2 separate regions of the Homo sapiens genome follow, and region 2 is linked to region 1. A link is an interaction called in ENCODE POLR2A ChIA-PET data of the cell type or tissue named here. Cell type or tissue: A673. All regions are shown on one strand. Links, peaks and the distances in the headings refer to the core of each region. The heading gives the core; the rest is flanking DNA.

Region 1 (10,609 bases), core at 3,406-8,405:
CCACACTCACTTGTATAATACATTGTTTTGGGCTACTTTTGGACTACAGTGGCAAAGTGCAGTTGTTTTGAGAGAGCACATGTGGCTCATAAAGACTGAAATATTTATTATCAGGCCAGGCGCGGTGGCTCACGCCTGTAATCCCAGCACTTTGGGAGGTTGAGGTGGGCGGATTACAAGGTCAAGAGATTGAGACCATCCTGGCCAACATGGTAAAACCCTGTCTCTACTGAAAATACAAAAGTTAGCTGGGTGCGGTGGCGTGTGCCTGTAATCCCAGCTACTCAGAAGGCTGAGGCAGGAGAATCGCTTGAACCCGGGAGGTGGAGGTTGCAGTGAGCTGAGATCGCGCCACTGCACTCCAGCCTGGCAACAAAGTGAGACTCCATCTCAAAAAAAAAGAAATTTATTATCTGCTCTTTTACAGAAAATGTTTACTGACTCCTTGTCTAGAGCAGCACTTTCCAACAGAGATTTCCATAGTGATGGAAATGTTTAAATTTGCACTCTTTAATATGGTAACTACTAGCTTATGTGACCATTTTAGTTTAAATTAATAAAAATTAAATAAAATTTAAAATTCAGTTATTTAGTCACACTATCCACATATGGCTGGTGGCTGACATATTTGGACAGAGCTGGACTAGAAATCTAGCATTGTTGTGTTGGTTCGTTCCATAGCACCCCGAACACAACTGTGTTACTGCATTTAACACATTATTTAATGAATTCTTATTTCCTTCATTTTTTTCTAATCTAGATAGGGAATTTTGTGGAGACCTTTATTTTTATTTTACTTGACTTTCAATTGTTAGGTCTATTATAGTACCTGGCAGATGACAGGAGCTCAATAAAAGTTTGTCTAACAGCTCCATCTGATAGTAATGTTTTAGGTATCTATAGTTCTGTTGAGCTGCTTTTTTTCAAAGGGATTTTGAAGGCTTTAGGAATCTACTTAACAGGACTGGATTTGTCAGAATGATCAACAGAATGTTTATTACTTTCTTAACATGACCCATTCTTAGTGCTAGGCATGATTATATTCAGTACCTTATTTGATTCTCACAATTTTGCAAAATAAGTTGTTTATTGTAGCCATCATTGCATAGTTAGTGAAGGTCAGACTCACTATTCTTACATTAAGGTTTCACTCTCCCCTTAGGGATTTTAGATGTAAAATTCTAAAAAAGGAACATTCTTTAAACCAAGTAAAGGATTTCCTAATGCAAAATTTCAATGATCCAGAATAAATGAGAGGGGATGATATTTAGGGTCAGGAAAATAAATTCAGGTTTTCTCAAAATCTTACCCCATAAGTGATTGTCTTCTGTGTGTTTTATTGGTGGGTTCAAAAGGTATTTAAATAATATTATTTATTTATATAGTGAAGGGAAGTATCTTATTTAACCCTCACAATTATCTTGTGAGAATCTACATAGATTTACCTTTTTATGTAGATTTAAAAATTCCGACTCCAAAAGATTGAAAAAGTGACTAAATTGGGATATAAATACCAAATTATCAAACTCAAAATTTATGATTCTTAATGGAAACTTTCTGCTATGGTTTGAGTATGTCCCCCAAATTGTATGTGTTGGAAACTTAATTCCCAAATTCATATGTTGATGTTACGTGGAGGTGGGGTCTTTGGGAGATAATTAGCGTTAGTTAAGGTCATCAGGCAGGGTTTCCCATGATGAAGCTGATGGCTTTATAAGAAGATAAAGACCTGAACTGGCACTTTCTTGGCCTCTTGCCATGTTATGATGTAGCAAGAAGGCCCTCACCAGATGCCGCGACCATGTGCTTGGACTTCCTGGCCTCCAGAACTGTGAGCAAAATCAACCTCTGTTCTTTGTAAATTACCCAGTCTGTGGTATTCCATTATAGCAAAGAAAACAGACTAAGACACTTCCTTAATAAAGATGCTTTAGAATTAGGTGCTCTAAAATGATAACATCTCTCACAACTGAAGTACTGGGACAATTCTGTGCTCAAGGAAATAGTATTTATATCTACTGTACTGACAATGCTGAACCTCCCAGATAGTTCAAGAGGATTCTGAGTGTTTCTTTTTCTGTTGTTTCCCATCTAACCTAATTAAGGCTATATTTAAATAGTATGAAGAACTTAGTAAACCACACATCTGTTCTTATGCTTGCTGTCTGCCTGTTTATCTTACATCTTCCTTGAAGAGGTTTTTAAACAATTTTCAATTTTCAAAGTGTTCTGCAAGTCACATGAAATTTCACTAAAATATTCATCACATAAAGTTTTATGTCCTTTTAACAAATGAGCTAGGTGAAGAGAAAATATATATTGTGATGGTGATATTTATAGCTGTGGTTTGTCTTGAAGATTTTTAAAAATTATATAAGTAATGCATGAAAATATGCTCACTAGGAAAATTTTTTTAAATCAATAAAGATTATATAGATTTTAAAGTAAGAATCTACCTTATACTCCCCAATCTATTTTTCTTCCTAGAGGTAAATATTGTAAATATTGGTATATATCCCTCTGTACTAGATCTTTTTTCTATATATGAATCAGACATCTTTTTTGTATAATGTAATCATCCTATAATCATTTTTCTGACTTGCCTTCATGACTCAATAGTATATTTTTTTTGAAATTGAGTTAGTACATTTCATTAATCTATTACCAGTGTAATGCTGTGTAAGAAAATATCCCAAAGCTTAATGACTTAAAACAATAGCCCTTTTTTACCTTTCATGTGTCTATAGCTTCAGCTGGTAGTTCTTCAAATATAGGTTGATCTTAGTTGTATTTTTTTTTATGCATCTGTTAGTAAGTGGGCTAGGAGCTGGCTGGTCTATAATGGTATCAGCTGGAAAGCTTGGCTTTTCACCATTTACCTCTCACGTCTCTTAAGCAGGCTAGCTCAGGCATGTTATAATTACAGAGGCAGGGATCCAAGAGCTGATGCAGAGGCAATGAGAGTTTTATCAAACCTCTATTTGCATTGAATTTGCCATTACCCTATTGACTGAAGCCCATCACAAGGTCAAGTGCAGAATCAGTGTGGGCATATACTAACAAAGAATGTGAATACCAGGAGCTGTGAAAAATTGGGGTAATGAATATAGCCTACCACAATGCAAAAACAGCATGATTTTGATTCTGCATAGTATTTTACTAAAATTCATTAATCTGACCCCAGTGATAGACGCTGAGGATGCTTCTAGTTTTTACTGTTACAAACATTGCTGCAAGGAATATCCTTTTGCATGTATATTTATATCTACATTTAATTTTTTTTTTTTTTTTTTTTTTTTTTGAGAAGGAGTCTCACTCTGTCGCCCAGGCTGGAGTGCAGTGGCACAATCTCGGATCACTTCAACCTCTGCCTCCCAGGTTCAGGCGATTCTCCTGCCTCAGCCTCCTGAGTAGCTGGGATTACAGGTGTGCGCCACCAAGCCTGGATAATTTTTGTATTTTCAGTAGAGACGGGATTTCACCATGTTGGTCAGGATAGTCTCAAACTCCTGACTTTATGATCTGTTTGCCTCAACCTCCCAAAGAACTGGGATTACAGCCCAAAGTGCTGGGATTACAGGCGTGAGCCACCGTGCCTGACCATTTAATTTTTTTTAAATAGAAATGCATTCCAAGAACACCTTTACTTTTGCTTCTCATTGACAGGAAATGAAAGTGTGTGTAGTAAAAGACTACACTTAAATCAAGAAGAAGGATGCTTCCCTCAAATTAATTGATTTCTGCCATTGGAAGCAACATTTTCTGCCCACAAGTTGAGATGTTGACTTGCTATTGAATCAGCAAAGAGCAAAGCACATGCTTCTTTCAAGTCTCTCTTGTCCCTCTTAGTGGTGGGAAGTGGGGTCCAATAAAGAGAAGTAGAAACCAAGGACTTGAATAGCACATAATGCCAGGGGAATACTGCACTTTATTCTATATCTACCATTTCTTTTTAGCAAGTTGTTGATATCATAACTAGTACCTTGTCTTATGGATTAAATATTTCTCATATGTGATTATTTCCTTCTGGAATCTACAGATAGAAATGGAATCAACTAAAAGCCACATTGACACAGATACAGTCATGAACAATTCTACATATCTTGGTCATGGTCTAGTTCCAAGTACAAGGATCAGTGCAAGCACATATTAGGTGTTTAATACATTTTTGTTAAATAAATGTCAAAAATGTTACCACCTGCACTAGAAGTCCTTTGTAATGGAGACCATTTGATGGGAGAATGTGGGCTGAAATTTGAGATCTGAAACATCTCGTGTTTTTAGCTTCTCAAGGACAGTTGTACATAGCACTAGGATTCTGTTTTGCTTGACTATTCATTTACTGTTCAAGATGCTGGGAATAGTGATTCTCCAGCATTATGAAGTATCATTCAGTCGTAGTGATAAGAGTCTTTGAGGTACAGCATAAAGATCAGCACATTAGAAATGGATTTGTAAAGAGCCCAGGGCCTGGTTTGGGGTCATGTAATTGAAGACAATTTTTCTAAATATAATGAAAACAGCCAAGGCCTAAAAGCTAAGAGTTTAAAAGAAACAGATGTATGCAAGGATGAGAAATGCCAAGCCATTATGTGAAGAAAGTAATTTTTCATTCTCAAATTGCATTTTCTAATAAGTCAAGGTTCAATTTATTTTACTTATAAATGAATAGACACTTTTGTCCTGCCTCCTCTTTGTTTGATTGTAGGAGTTTAGTTCAGAGAATAAGAAAAAAAAAAAAAAACCCGCAGTGCCATTGGTTTCCCTTAGAGGAGAGATGATTATATAATCACCAAATTAAATTAAGAATATAGAAAACATCTTCTTAAACTTGCTCTCTATAAAAAACAGGCACATTTTCATTGTCAATGACAAGAAAAAATGTAGTCTAAAACAAGATAACGTATTAGCAATCATTTTTTACCATCCTGGAAAAATAGCTTTAAAGAATGAAGTCTGATGCTTTCATTAACTATAAATATTACCACTAGGAATATATAAATCAATCGGCTATATTTGTGCTTCCAAGTGGGTAAATACGTTGAATACATAGAAACTCTTTGGTCCTAGAAACTTAGAAGTCGCTAAGAATGGCTTAACCACATTTAGCTGCTGTTTTAGAAAGAAGAAAACAGAAATGTTGCATAATGTCACCTGTATTTCCCCAAGTGACATGAAGGTACATGAGTTAGCATGGGAGGACAAATGGAATCACATTAAAAAATGACAATCTTTAGCTGGAAGTGGTAGCTCACACCTGTAGTCCCTGTACTTTGGGAGGCTGAGGTGGAGAATCTCTTGAGGCCAGAAGTTCAAGGCCAGCCTGGACAATGTAGTGAGACTCTATCTCTACATAAAATAAAATAAAAAATTTTACCTGAATACGATGGCTTGTATTTGTAGTCCCAGCTACTGGGGAGGCTGAGGCAGGAGGATTGCTTCAGCCCAGGAGTTGGAGATGCAGTGAGCTATGATCCTGCCACTGCACTCCAGCCTAGGTGACAGAGTGAGATCCTGTCTCTTGAAAAAAAAAAAGTAAAATGAAGAAACAAAACCAACCTTTCTCCTCACCACCTCCCTATGCAGAGCATCCAGAGCCCTGCCTCTGTTACTTTAGGATGTCTCCAGAAGTGTCTCGAAAGCAAGGCTTTTTCACTCCTCTGCGGTGAGAAAGCTCATTCTGTTCTTCTCTACTACGCCAGTTCTCCCTCGATGCTGAGTCCCAGGATGCTGCTTGGGGCTGCTTCAGTGCAGTCAGAGGTACCAGTGGCCATCAGGAGAATATGTGGGGGTCTATGCTTCCTCTCTTCCCGATGATTGCTTTCCAGCATTGGGAGAAATTCTAAGTAAGCTTTTCCTGAAGTCCTCTGCTGACCATCATCGTGTTCTTGTCCCAGGTTGAAGTGTGAAGACAGTCTCTTTTTCCATTTTGTGACATTTTGCTACCTGGAACCAAAGCAGCACAACTTGTGAGCAGAAGTCTCCCAGGGTTCCAGAGGGGTAGACCTTCAGTTTTGGTCTGACATTCGTTTGTTCCTTCCTCCCTCCCTCCCCCTCCGTCCGTTCCTCCCTCCCGCTCCGTCCGTTCCTCCCTCCCTCCCTCCCTCCCTCCCTCCCTCCCTCCCTCCCTCCCTTCCTTCCTTCCTTCCTTCCTTCCTTCCTTCCTTCCTTCCTTCCTTTCTTTCACAGAGTCTTGCTCTGTTGCTGAGGCTGGAGTGCAGGGGCGTGATCTGGGCTCACTGCAAGCTCCACCTACCGGGTTCACGCCATTCTCCTGCCTCAGCCTTCCAAGTAGCTGGGACTACAGGCACCCGCCACCACGCCCGGCTAATTTTTTTTGTATTTTTTGGTAGAGATGGGGTTTCACCATATTAGCCATGATGGTCTCGATCTCCTGACTTCGTGATCCGCCTGCCTCGGCCTCCCAAAGTGCTGGGATTACAGGCGTGAGCCACCGCGCCTGGCTGGCCTGACGTTCCTTTCTATAGCGCTGAGATAGGCATCTTCAGGGCTAGGCAAGTTGTAACCAGCAGATGGCAAGCCCTCCGCTATACCACTTTCACTGTCTTTCCCTACCTATACCCACCTCCACCCCTTGCCTCACATAGACACACAACTCCTACAAACTCCATCCACCAACAACTCTCCTTCAAGCTGGCTCACGAAATCCACCTTTTTAAAAATATGCTTTTAGAGACAATGTCTGGCTTTGTCTCCCAGGCTGAAGTGCAGTGGCAACATCAGAGCTCACTGTAGCCTCAACCTCCTGGGCTCAAGTGAGCCTCCCACCTCAGCCTCCTGAGTAGCTGGGACTACAGGCATGCACCACCACACCCAGCTAAGGCTTTTTATTTTTTGTAGAGATGGGCTTGCTATGTTTCCCAGGCTGGTCTTGAACTCCTGGCCTCAAGCCATCCTCCCAGCTTACCTTCCCAAAGCACTGGGATTACAGACGTGAGCCACCACAATGGCCAGAAAAATCACTGGCCAGAATGACTTCTGATGTCCTTTTCTAACAGTTCGTGCATCTATGCAGCCGTATATAACTTTCCATGATAGACATAGCTTAGGACTTTGCTTGTTAGACTGTAATGTACAAATAAATCACCCAGGGAATCTTGTTGAAATGCAGAGTATTCATCTGACCTGAGGTGGGACCTAAGATGATTCACGTTAATAAACTGTCAGCTGATGCTGACGTTGCTGGGGGCATGAACCACACTATGAGTAGCAAGGCTGAGAATGCAACTGAGAATTTTGCTCTACCAGTAATTGGCCAGTATGGGGGTGACTCTTGGGTTCTATAGTAATCTGCAGCTGATTCCTTTATCTCTAATGTTCACTCTGGATTTCCTCATGGTTACATGGGTAAGTGAGGAAACAGTAAGGCAGAATCAGAAAAATAACACCTGTTCAGTATTTTGCGTTACTGTGAACAAGGTCAAATACAAATTGTGCACGTCCAATATTTCTGATGAAAGATACTCAGGTTGCCCTAGATTTAACCAAAAATTTTGGAGGGTAAGTTATGGTTGCTGTAAGGAAAGCTTATAGTAAATTAGTCTCCACTTATATGCTTAAGATTTTTATCATTCTTTTCCATTTCGGTGCCAACATTGCCTTACTTTGGAAGTAAGACTGGATAATTTCTGCATAGTGATAACTTTAGCAGCTTATGGAAAGGTTAGGATGCAATCTATAGTTTATATAATTCTAATTATAATACAATAATAACAGTCATGCAGTACAAATTTTACAATTTATTATAAATGTAACATACATTATAGAATGTAACCTTTGTAACAACCCTGTGAAACTAAATAATTTAGGATATGTCTAATAAAATTTTGCAAATGAGGAAACTGAGGCTCAGGGAGATTATTGAATTTGCCCAAAGTTTCAAGGCTAGTAATTGGCAAAGGCAAAATTTAAGGCCAGATTACTTAATCAAAATGAGTACTTTTCCACCTTTTACCACAATAACTTAGAGATTCTATTATTTTCTTATTATGTATTCAAACACTCCTTTGTTGTTTGATGGTTAAATTTTACAGACACACAGCCATGGAAATGAACACATTTCATGAATTTATGATATTATGAATCCACTTCTACATTTTGCTGAACTCTTTTTTTTCTTTCCTCTCCCATCAAATCAAACTGACCATCTCTACACAGAGATACCATGTTAACAACATGATTTTCCTATTTTTTTCATGCTTATATAATCACATAAAATATACATATATGGATATGAATAATAATTAAGTAATATACAGTTTCCTGAGTTTTGCTTTTCTCATTTAATGCAGTTGGAAATCTTTTCAAATTCAATGGTTTACTTCTTATTTATTCTTTTGATTGGCTATATAATATGTCATGGTCGTGTATCCTATAAGTTGTCCAGTATTCTTTTGACAATGGGCATTCAGTGTGTTTGCACTTTCAGTCATTATGAACGGTGTTGCAATTAATATTCTTGTACATATGTCTGGTTGCTATTTTGAAGGAGTACACATTCAATATTCTTAATTTTAATAGTTGTTGATCGATCATTTTCCAAAAGTTTCTAGCAAGCTACATTTCCGTAGGAAGTATATAAGAATATAATCTTATGTTCTCTTATGCTCCATCTGTAAGAGATGATAATTTTTAATTTTTGCCTATGAGGATAGCATATTATATCACAGCAAATTTCATTTGCACTCTTATTGCTACTATAATTGGACATCTTTTTCTAATATATATATTTTTTGTCATTTGGGTAAGATCTGTGCATTGCCTTTTCATTTTTCTTTTCTTTTTTTTTTTTTTTTCTTGAGATGGAGCCTCGTTCTGTTGCCCAGTGGCGCGGGCACAGTCTCAGCTCACTGCAACCTCTGTCTCCTGGGTTCAAGCAATTCTTGCGTCTCAGCCTCCCAAGTAGCCTGGGACTATAGGCAAACGCCACCACGCCTGGCTAATTTTTGTGTTTTTAGTAGAGACAGGGTTCACACCTATAATCCCAGCACATTGGGAGGCCGAGGCCAGAGGATTACCTGAGATCAGGAGTTCATGAATTGCCTTTTCATATCCTTGTGTAGTTTTCTACAGGTTAGTTTATCTCCGCCTTGCCTATTTTTAAAAGCTCATGGCATAATTCATCATATTATATGTTAATCTTTTTTGTTTGCATTGCAATATTATCAGTGTCTCTTGTTTATCTGTTACATTTTGGTACCTAATGTCGTACAATTTTTTGAAACTTTTGTAACTTAAATAAGTTTCTTTTTATACCTACTGGATTTCTCTCTATGGTAAAGACGATCCCCTGAGATTATAAACTGTGTGTGAATTTTATTGTTTTATGTTTTACACTTAAGTGTTTTGTTCTTCTGAAATTTATTGATGTACATGGTGAAATAATGAGTCTGCTTTAATTTTATTCCAGTTGGAAAGCCAGTTGTTTCAATACCATTTGTTGAACTTCACAGTTTTCCACTGAATTAAAATTCCTCCTTTGTTAAACATTAACTTCTTAAATATACTAGATCTGTTCCTGGATTATGATTTATAGATCTTTGTCAAGAACTGTGAAGGATCTGAGATTTTATTCTACTTCTGAGTTAACAAGGTAGCCTGCCACAGATTTTGGATCCTGGAAAAAGATACAAGACTCTTGGGTCAGAGGCAAAGGACAGTATGCAACTCACAGCAATAGCAATAGGAATCATTCCAAAATTTTCTAGATTCCCTGAGCCCTAATTCCTTCAGAGTCATGTGACAAGGGCCAAGTGACACTGCTTTCACTGCATTACTTAAATGTTGATATGTTGTGGAGTTTGTTTTTTTTTCACTTAGTTCAAGAAATTTTCTAATTTGCTTTGTGATTTCTTTGACTTGTGTTATTTAAATATGTATCATTTAATTTCCAAATATTTAGGGGTTTCTCATATTTCTTTCCACTGATTGCTAATTTAGTTCCATTGTGGTCAGAGAATACATTTTGTTTTATTTAAATACTTCAAAGATTCTTGAAACTTGTATTATGGCCTACAATATTGTCTGCAGAATGTATCATATACCCATGAAAATGATGCATATTATATATTTCATCTACTTCAAGTTAATACTGACTTAATTCCAGCAAAAATAGCAATTTGGCATCAGTTTAATTCCATTTATGCAGCTCTTATTTACCTGAGTTATTACCCGGTTTTACTTGTATCCAGGTTTTCATCTGGTGTTGTTTCAGCTTCAGGTACTTTCCTTAACATTTCTTGTAATGCATGTCTGCTGCTGACAAATTTAATTTTCATATATCTAAAAATGTCTTTATTTTTATAGCTTTTTAAACTTTATTTTATTATGATAAAAACACTTAACATTAAATTTGCCATCTTAACCATTTTCAAGTATATAGTTTAGTAGTGTTAAGTATTTTTGTGCAACAGATCTCTACAACTTTCTCAGCTTGCAACACTGAAACTCTATACCATTAGATATAAATACTCTCTCTTTCCTCTAATCAGATTTCTACTTACTGTTTTTATGATTTTTGACCCTTTAGTTATTTCATCTGCATAGAGTAATACAGGATTTGTCCTTTTGTGACTGGCTTATTTCCCTT
Region 2 (10,609 bases), core at 2,577-7,576, 920 kb after region 1:
GGTCTTAGCCTAGAGAGTCAGGGAAGGCTTCCTAGGGAGGTATGTCTGGGTCTGCATTTGAAGTGTGAGTGGCAGGAGGGCAGAGATGATGGAAAGGCATCCTGAACAGAGAGAACAATCCTGGGGCAGAGAACTGTGAAATCTTCAGGGAACTGCCCTTGCCTGTTGGGCAAGAGCAGGCACAAGATTAGGAAGGGCCTTGCACACCTAGCCGGGTGTTGAATTCTCCCATGAAGTTGACAGTTGGCCCAAAGTGCTGAAATTTCAGACTTGAGCCACCGCACCCAGACAGGTTTTTTATCAGCTGAGTGACAAACTCAGATGGGCTCTTCAAAGGGTCTCTCTAGTGTGGAGAGCAGCTAGGAAGGGCAGGTCTAGAGATAGACCAAATTCAGCACTACTGGATCAATAAAGATGGAATGTGATGCAGGCTTCAGATAAGAGGAGGATAGCTAAGATAATTCTCATGTTTTCCAGGTGCTTTAGGGAATAGAAACATGAGCTCAACCTTAGACTTGGCGAGTACTGAGGTGCTCATGGGACATACCAGTGAAGACAGCAACTCTCCCAGGACTGGGGCTCAGCAGGGAGGGCTCAGATGAGTTCAGGATGTCAAATCATCGAGGTGTATCTGGTGGTGATGGGAACCAGCCAGTGAGCAGGAATAATCAGAGAAGAGCAGAGGGTCAAGGTCAGAGTCCTAGAGAGCTGGTCTGGGAAGGGGAAACTGAGGAATGGGCCCCCAGGCGGGAGATATAGGAGGAGCCACCTAGAGTGAGAGGCAGATTAGGAAAAGCATCACTAGGACAGATCAGGGAATTCAATAAGAGTGGTTTTGGTGGAGGAATGGTGGCTAGCTGGTGGCAGATTGTGGTAGGGTAGTGATGAAGATCAGAGAAGGATGCAGTAAGGTGGATGACGTGCCAGCCTTTTAAAAAGCATGGCTGGGATCTGGGTGTGGTGGCTCACAGCCATAATTTCAGCACTTTGGGGGGCTGACATGGGAGGATCGCTTGAGCCCAGCAGTTTGAGACCAGCCTGGGCAACAAAGTGAGACCCCATCTCTACAAAAATAAAAATAAAAAAATTAGCAGGATGTGGTGGTGCACATCTGTGGTCCCAGCTACACTGGAAGCTGAGGTGGAAGGATTTCTTGAGCCCAAGAGGTTGAGGCTGCAGTGAGCCAAGATTGGTCCACCGCACTCCAGCCTGGGCAACAGAGTGAGACCCTGTCTGAAAAGAAAACAAAAAAAAGAGTATGGTTGGGAAGTAAATGACAGAGAGGGAGTGGCCAGAGGGGAACATAAGAGAAGAGAGGGTTTTTTGCCGGCAAAGGAGATTTGAGCTCATTTATAGGCATGGGGGAAGACAATCAGTAGGTGCATAAGTGAGTTGAGAATCTATACTAGCAATACAGGAAACCATGTTAGGATCACTGTCTCAACAAAAATGATCACAGCCTTCCAAAAATGCAACTTGACTTTAAAAAGGCTTTCTTTTATCACTTGCAAGAATATTGCTGTGACACCTAATAAAAATTTAATTAAGGCTTAGATGATATCACGTTTTATGTAACCTGAAGTCCTTAAATCCATGAAATCACTCAAATAGAATCAAGTTTGTTGGAAAGAGAATCTCATCTTAAGAAGTGGCAGCAGGAAAAATGAGTAAGTTCCATTTTATTTTATCAGTGAAGTCTGGGGCTACGAAATGGTTCTAACAGCATAAAGAAATAACAGCTGCATTCAAGACCAGGATATGTAAAATAATTTGTTTAGTTTCAGCCACTTTTTAAAGTCAATTTTACACCCTGAAAGAAAGGCAATCCTGACTCCATTGTTCTTTCGCCAATAAGGAGATCGGGAATTACAATAATAAATAGAAGAAAGAATGTTGTTTTTCCTCACTGTAATTAATTTTATGGCTCTTGCGAAGATGAATTTTTGTGGTGATTAAAATAGTCCCTTGCACATATTAGGTACTCAGTAAGCATTTGTGAAATAGGGACTTTCTAGCCTTTATTTGTGTTTAAGGAATCAGGGAATAAGTTCAAAATTGCCTTTCAAGAAATTTTTGGAACTCTCTTCTCACTAAGAAACTGTAAAGTCTTATAAAAGAGACATTATTTATTTTCTCCAAGTATTGCTTGCGAGGTGAATTGAAGGTTTTTTTTTTATCAACAGTTGTTTTATAAGATTGTTTGAGGACTAAAAGGGCTGATTGTAATCACCTGTAACATGTTACCCAGCAAGACATTCCTCACCAGGTTGAAGTAAAAAAAAGAAATGAAGTGAAATATCAAGCTTATGCAAGTTTGAAATTACAAACAAGAACAAAAGTTAAAACACATAAGCCCTTCTTATCAGTAGGTTATCTTTCAGGATAGATCATACGGTTGTTTCTCTTAGTAATTGCAACATTGCTCTGTTTTCTCATTGAGTAAGTGAGAGAGAGAGAGAGAGAGAGAGAGTGTGTGTGTGTGTGTGTGTGTGTGTGTGTGTGTGTATGTGTGTGTTGGTGGGCAGGCAGAGACAAATAAATGAGTTGGAAAGAAAGTAAAAGATGATAAATGGGTGGCTTAGGTCAGGTTCTGATAATTTTACAATATTTATGGGTGAATGCTAAGGTGGTTACATAGTTTGTGCTTGCTGAAATGATCCGACCTAGTTTAACTTTGTAATGAGTTGCAAACACAAAAACACCAAAATGCAAAATTAATGGATTTTGCAATTTGTTTTATAAGACATGCAGAAATGCAAACATAGAATATAAATGTGCATCAGTCTGCAGTGATCGTTCAGTTTGTAACTGAACTTGTTAGGTCATTTATCATTGTTTGCCTATGTAAATTGCTTTGTCACATGCTTCCACATAAATCAGCAACCGAGGCCTGTCCTTTTTGTTTTGGTTTAGTTTATTTCTTGTTCATGTAAGACTCTTAACCTGACAAGATATTAGCAAAAAGTGACTAACGTAAAACCATTTCCTCTGTCCATTACTTGCATTTTGGTGAAACAAGAAGGAAAAAATAGTTACAATTCAATAAATTTATATATTTATTGATTTATTTATTTTTGAGACAGGGTCTCATTCTATTGCCCAGACTGGAGTGCAGTGGTACGATCATGACTCACTGCAGGCTCCAACTCCTGGGGCTCAAACCGTCTTTCCACCCCAGACTCCCAATATTTTTAAGTTTTTTTGTAAAGACAGGGTCTTGCTATGTTGCCCAGGCTGGTCTCAAACTTTTGGGCTCTAGCAGTCCTCTCACCTAGGCCTCCCAAAGTGCTTGGATTACAGGTGTGAACCACCATGCCCGGCTAATATATAACTTTAAAAAATTTAAACTTCCAGTTTCTAAATATTCACTTGTATTGCTAGAATAGATTATGGAATTATTCATTTACGTATAAAAGACTGAAAACAACTCAAGCTTTTAGTATTTTCTATACTATTTGTTAACTTTACTCTGTTGTTTCCTAGCCCATGATAATAAATACAACATTGGAAATCTGTAATCAGAGCAATTTAAGTCCAAGTAAAACAGACAAGTCACTTTGCTATAGTCTCCTTAAATTTATGAAGGTGTTGAAATGCTTTTGAAAAGTGTGAGCTCAGATGAACTGAAGTCAATTATTCAGTCTTATAGAACAAAGATAGAAATGTTTGCTATAAAAGCCTGTTTTGGAAATTGAGTGTGACAGTGTACACAACCGCAGCCTGTTCAAACAGTTCCATCTGAATTATGCTTAATTGAATTTATTTTCATGGTTATTTCATAATTGGGAATAAAGATAAATAAGTGTGATATAATTGCTAATTTTAACAATGTGCTGGTTGATTAGAAAAGTGGTGACACATGCAAACTGGATTGTGGTGCTCACCAGTGAATTCTGATGACTCTAGGTGTTACAAGTTTAAGCTTCGGCTCCTTATAAGCATCGCTTAAGATTACTGCTCTGGGGCCAGGTGTGGTGGCTCATGCCTATAATTCCAGCATTTTGTGAGGCCGAGGCCAGTGGATCACCTAAGGCCAGGAGTTCAAGACCAGCCTGGCCAACATGGTGAAACCCCGTCTGTAATAAAAATACAAAAATCTTCCAGGCACGGTGGTGGGTGCCTGTAATGCCAGCTACTCAGGACACTGAGGCAGGAGAATCCCTTGAACTTGGGAAGCAGGGGCTGCAGTGAGCAGAGATCCCACCATTGCACTCCAGCCTGAGAGACAAGAGCGAAACTCAGTCTCAAAAAAAAAAAAAAAAAAAGTTACTGCTCTGCTACCTTCAGCTAAGAAACAACAGAGAAAGGTCTAGAAAGCTTGTCCAACCCATGGCCCATGTGCCCTGGGCATGTGGCCCAGGACAGCTTTGAATGCAGCCCAACACAAATTCGTAAACATTCTTAAAACATTATGAGATTTTTTTGCAATTTCTTTTTAAGCTTATCAGCTATCTTCAGTGTTAGTGAGCTTTACGTGTGTCCCAGGACAATTCTTCCAATGTGGCCCAGGGAAGCCAAAAGATTGGACACCACTGAACTAGACTCAGCTCACAGGGGCCTTAAAGAACTGGCCTGGGTTTGATTCCAAGTTTCATGAATTATTAATTCTGTGTACTTGGGAAATTGCTTCACCCTTAATTCTTTGGTTTTGTCTTCTGTAAAATCAAATGATAATGCCCACCTCACATGTTGGTGTTTTTTTTTTTTGTGATGATTAAAATATGAAACAGAGAATTCTTAGTACCTGATCTGGGGCGTTCACCAATGGTAACTGTTACTTTTTTGTTAAACAGATACTAGAGATACTCGACAGAGATTAATGTGTAACGGCAGACTCTTTAGAATGTAGATTTTGGGCATACATCCATTTACTTTCTTGCTTCCTGTTAAGGTTACATATGTATTAACATCTTATGATAACAAAGGTTGAAGGAAAATTAACTTGCTTTCATTCTAAATAGCCATTTAGATCTTCAAACAATCTAAAATTTCATCGTTTGAATAGGTTGGCAGTAGAATTTTTTAAATCACTTCTTGATAAGGAGGAATAATTGAAGACAAAAACTAAATGTTAACTAATTTCCTGTGTAATGTTACTGGAACCCAAAGGGTTTGTTCACCACTCTCCTGTCATTTTCTGATGCACTGATGTCCTGTAGATTCTTTTTCTTCACTAAAATCTATCTTGGAAATGCCAGTGGTCAGCAATGTGTTTTGGATTGACAGTTAATATCTATATATAGTTGTGAAATGCTATTTTTTTTTCAGGAAAGGAATCTCTTAGGATTAAAACTAAAATAAAAGTTTTATTCATTTGGCTACAGAGAAGGGAGAAGATTAACATTAACTAAAAACTCAAGTGTTTAAGCTTTAGATAAGTATGCAGCTTTCAAATAAGATTACAAAACTTTCCTAGATGGAGGATTTAGGGGCTATCTGGTCCAATCTCTTCATTTTACAAATATAACCCAGGAAGTTTATATTATTTTTGAAGGTCATAACCATAGTTGTGGTGGCAGGCTCAGCCTTAAAATACTCTTTCAATCTTACTGTTATTAATATTAAATTTATCATTAAAAACTAAGTAAGCTCACAGTTCCAAGACAGAGTACATTGAATAGTAAGCTTTGGTAATAAAAATGTAATAAAAACACATTTTGTTTAAAAATTACACATCCTCATGCCTTCAGCCACAATGTATACATTCTTATTTCATCAAGGAACTTCTAATTTATATGACCTCATAAAAATTATTGAAAACAAATTACTAGGAAAGGACAGTAAGGACTGGCCTATCCTCATTATTGCAGTAAATATCATATGTGTGATATTACGTGATTGAAGAGAATTTGGTAAGGAGTGTATATAATTGGTATATAATTTCAATTTTATTTTGGTGAAGCATTGAATATTACTGATTAGATATATACTATTCATGTCATTTGCTATTATCAGAGAACTGATTATGACAGTGAAACAGATGTCAGAAAGCAATTACACTAATAACAACATGATTACTGCCACCAATTTAATTCCAGAAACCTGCCTAGAATCCTTATGAAGCAAGTAATTTTCCTCAGCTGTCTAGAATAGGCATTGCTCTGTGTCCTTTACCCATCACAATCTAAAACATTTGAGCATTTTTGATTAGCCGAACCATGGAACATCAGTGTTCGAATCCTTCTCTTCAAATCTTACATCGTTTTCAAAGTGATTTCATTTCTTGTTGAAGCTTATTTTCACAGATGGAGGCTTGTTTCTTAGATTTGTTTTTATTCATTTGACCATCATCACACTTTGAAATGTGCACATTATGATTAAAAAATCAGCCCATGCCCATTCTTTATTTCTCAAGTAATGTAAGTTTCTACCTTGTTCTTCAGTGTGTCTTTTGGTTTTCTACCTTTTTCACTAAATTTCAGTGTTTCCATTTTAAAACTTAATGCTTTTCCTTATTTCATATTTCTTTCAAGTTATGAAGGCAATTCTGTTCATTATAGATATTTTAGAAGATACAAAACAGTATATAGAAGAAAAATCTTGTTTATCATCTAGTGATCATAAATGACCATTGTTAGAATATGGTGTGTTTCAGGGTTTTTTTTTTTTTTTTTTTAAGTGTTGCCTATCTGTCTATCTATCATCTTTTCCCCATCTATTTTGGTCACTAGCTGTGACCTTAGACAGATAGACTTCTGTGCCTTTCTTTCTTCATTTGTAAAATGAGAATAATAAGAACCTCTACCTCATTCGTGACTTTGAGGATTAAATTAGTTAATTCAGGTAAAGTGACTAACAGAATGCCAGACATAGGAAACTTTCAGTAAGTGCTGATGATTTTTATTCAGCATTGCTCATTTATATCTAATGTGCCTGTACATCTTTTCATTTCTGTTTGTATTTTATAGCAAACATAGTAGTATATACGTACATAGCAGTATGTTTATAATGTAAGTAGTATTATGTACATTATAACATACAAAAAAATAGAAATGAAAAGAAACAAACACCCCAATGGATAGTCTGTCATGCCCCACATTAAAAACCACTTGAGGCCAGGCACAGTGGCCGGTGCCTATAATACTAGCATTTAGGGAGGCCAAGGTGGGAGGATCATTTGAGGCCAGGAGTTCAAGACCAGGTAGAGCAACATCCCAAAATCCTCATCTCTACAAAAAATTTAAAAAACTAGCCAGGCATGGTGGTGCATGCCTGTGATCTCAGCTACTCTGGAGGCTGAGAATTGACAAGGAGAATAAATGATAATATTTACAGGTAGCTTCAGATCCCTGTATTTACATTGAGGTTTCAGATTTGGAGTAGGATACTGGAGTCATTTTGATAACCTGGTACTCTAGTGTTATCTATGTCTCTTCACTGAATGGAGATATGATTCCAGGACCTCTTAGCATGCGTTGAGGCATATAATACTCACCGGTGTACAGTAATGGGCTTCAATGCTGGGATTACTTTTTAGGGTTCAGCTAAATGTATACATTTCCCACCCCTGTCCTTTCATAAGAAGTGTCCTGACAACTGCAGCTCCCAATGTCCTTGCTCTCTGTTGATTTCTCCCATGTATTACCCACTGAAACCTTGATCATTTAACCACCTTATTTTCCCACTGGTTTGAGTCACAGCATAATGAACATCTTTATAAGTAACACTCATGCTGACTTCAACTCATAGGCCAGAAGATTATCTGCAAAACCTAAGCCAGTAAGAAGCTTTTATCTTGCTCGGAGAAGGTGAATTTGAAGGCAGCTAAACACATTGCAAATTTAGAAGAAGGATGTAGGTCTTAACTTGTGGATAGACTTTTCCTCGTATATGGGTTAATGAATATCCTTCTCTCTCTTGTGAATTCTTATTAATATAGGCCATAAATGGAGCTTTCTTTTTTGCTCTATAAAGCCTTCTTATCTTTTGACGTCATGTTTATATTATCTGATATGATGTAAACAAATCTGACAGGAGTAACTAAAAAAAGCAGTGCACAGCTAAATGTATTCAGTGTTTATTGGCTGATATGTTTTCCCCACATAGCTTCAATTTAAAAATATATTTTTATCCTTTATTACATATCCTCCTTCTTAGTAATGCTTTTAACTTATGTCATATTTTTTTTTCTATAAAATTTACCGGACCCCTAATGTCTTTACAACGATCTGCCACTGTATCTACAGCATTTTGGTTTCCCACCAAGGTAGTTTTAAATCACATTTAGCTCAATTGACTTATTTATGAATACTGTTTGAAAACAGTGTTTATGTGGTAAACATGCTTTTCATTGCTGCATTTTAAAAGATAAATGCAATGGAATACTTATTTTTTTGTTTCACAATTTAAAGCTAAGGTATTAATTTGATAATTATTCAATGTCAATTTATCCAATATCGATTTATTCTCATGTTCTTTATTTGTAAAGTTTTTCTGGGTTTCCAAAGAGTCTACCCCTGTTATCGTAGGATTCCTCCATAAGGACACCATCCACGGGTACCACTGAGAGCTTCTGGCTGCATTAAGATATTTTCTAGTGAAGAAGAAAATCAGAGACAGAAAAATAAACATTAGAAAATAAGAGAAGTGAGAAATGTACAGGAAAAATAAGTAAATAACTAAATGTGGTGTATATACACAATAGTTATCTGAAAGAATGAAATCCTGTCATTTGCAACAACATGAATAGAACTGGAGGTCATTATATTAGGGGAAATAAGGCAGGAACAGAAAGAAAGATCCCACATGTTTCTCATTCATATGTGGGAGCTAAAAAAATGTGATCTCCTGGAGCTAAAGAATAGAATGACTGATATCAGAGCCTGGGAAGAGTGTGTGGGTGGTAAAGGGGGATAAAGAGAGGTTGGTTAGTGGGTATAAACATACAGTTTGATAGAACAAATAAGCCCCGACATTCTGTAGCAGAGGAGGGTGACTGTAGTTAGCAAAACTGTATTGTGTATTTCAAATAGCTGGAAGAGAGGACTTGAAGTGTTCCCAATACATAAAAATGATAAACAGTGAAGGTGATGGGTGCCCCAAATGCCCTGACTGATGGTTATATATTCTACACATGTGACAAAATATGGCATGTATTCTGCAAATACGTAAAATATTATGTATCTAAATAAATAAAAATGGAAAAAAATTAAAGAACAGATAAGACAGACACACAGGAAAATTGTATCTGTAGTGAGCGGTGTTCTCAACGTCAATTACCTCAATTTCTCTCTTGCAGAACGTTTTTTGACGTGACTGTGAAGAGCGAAAGTATGATTTGTTGAAAAATTAGTCGGATTTTTAGTGGAGAAACTGGATTAGGATCATAGTTTATTTTGTAAATTTGTTTTTGAACGAATGGTTCCTATCCCAGCGGGTACAGAGTTTCAGTCAAAATGACTAAGTAACCAAAAAGCTGAATGAAGCTGGACATTTTCCTGGATGCTCACTGAAGTCTGTGCCTGAATGGGTAGAAATGTAGTGACTTAGTCAAAAGTGATGTATTACAAACCACCGGACACTCACAAATAGAGGAGGGTCTTGCTTTTCAAAGGCTACAGGAATGAGGGATTTTCTAATGCGATGTTGAGGTCCTATAAAAGGTCACTGTCTTTTCTTTTCTTTCCTCCGTTTATTTTTATTTTTATTTTTCAATATTTTTTTTTCTTTTTTCTTTTTGAGGTAGGGCTCTGTCGTCTGGGCTGGAGTGCAGTGGTGTGACCATGTCTCACTGCAACCTCTGCCTTCTGGGCTCAAGTGATCCTCCCACCTCAGCCTCCTGAGTAGCTGGGACTACAGGCGCGCATCACTACACCTGGCTAATATTTTCATTTTTTTAACTTTTTGTAGAGGTGAGGTCTTGCTATGTTGTCCAGGCTGGTCTTGAACTCCTGAGCTCTGGCCTTGGCCTCCCAAAGTGCTGGGATTACAGGCAAGAGCCAATACACCTGTCCAAAAATGTCACTTATGATGGCCAAAATTCACAGGGTACTGGACATTGGAACCAGGAATATAGCCCCAGTTTTGGTTCAGGATCTAATTGTACAAGAAAATATCTTGCTTTGGTTATTCACTTGTTATGTGTGGTAGGAACCCACTGGGACATGACACAGGTTCTTCCTTAGCAGGCTGTCTGCTTCCAGATGTGGTTTTCATAGGGAGTTGCCCACCCCCAACCTGTGGGGCAGGTCACTTCCCTTCTCTGCTCTCCACGTTCCCTGTCTATAGAAGAAGGCCCTTGCACCAAGTCTGAAATTCTCACCACGTGTGCCATAACACAAAGGTTCCACCAGTGTGCTCATAAATTGTAATAAACGTGTAGGATTTGTTTTTTGCTGCAGCTTTGGAGAGACAATTATGGTGACTTCTTGCCAGATGAAATGTTAAACTGAACTGTAGAGAGTAAGGGTAATTTATCGCAAGCAGGAGGGGAAGTGTCACGTTAAGCCTGTGCCATGAGGTGTTCCTTGGGATCTTTGAAAACTCTTCTTCTGAGTGTTAATGATAGAGCAAGGCCCTAGCGGGAAACCCTTCTCCCCAGTAAGTCATGCCATGTCAGGAGTGACCAAATTAGTAGTGATGCAGGGCAGGTGACCCCCAAAGTGGAGCT

Evidence for each region. Peaks named below come from ENCODE experiments on the same cell type or tissue, not always from the same donor. Only the 100,000 strongest peaks of a DNase experiment are listed, where the experiment ranks them.
Region 2: POLR2A ChIA-PET joins it to region 1 with 12 read pairs; 1 of 35 experiments calls an interaction of 5 or more read pairs at or near these places.

What each region holds. Positions count from the first base shown.
Region 1 is chr10:18,911,533-18,922,141 of GRCh38, forward strand. No RefSeq gene overlaps it. Among named protein-coding and RNA genes, the nearest start is that of MALRD1, 130 kb to the right of the region's middle. In A673, for the core only: a CTCF peak has its summit at 6,520 (motif pointing right); DNase peaks (open chromatin) are centred at 5,709, 6,099, 6,549, 7,239 and 1 weaker place; H3K4me3 peaks cover 2,572 bases; H3K27ac peaks cover 4,488 bases.
Region 2 is chr10:19,834,941-19,845,549 of GRCh38, forward strand. All of the region lies in intron 1 of PLXDC2 (plexin domain containing 2), which reads left to right. Among named protein-coding and RNA genes, the nearest start is that of PLXDC2, 24 kb to the left of the region's middle. In A673, for the core only: no CTCF peak of the experiment used is centred there; DNase peaks (open chromatin) are centred at 4,591 and 4,891; H3K27ac peaks cover 880 bases.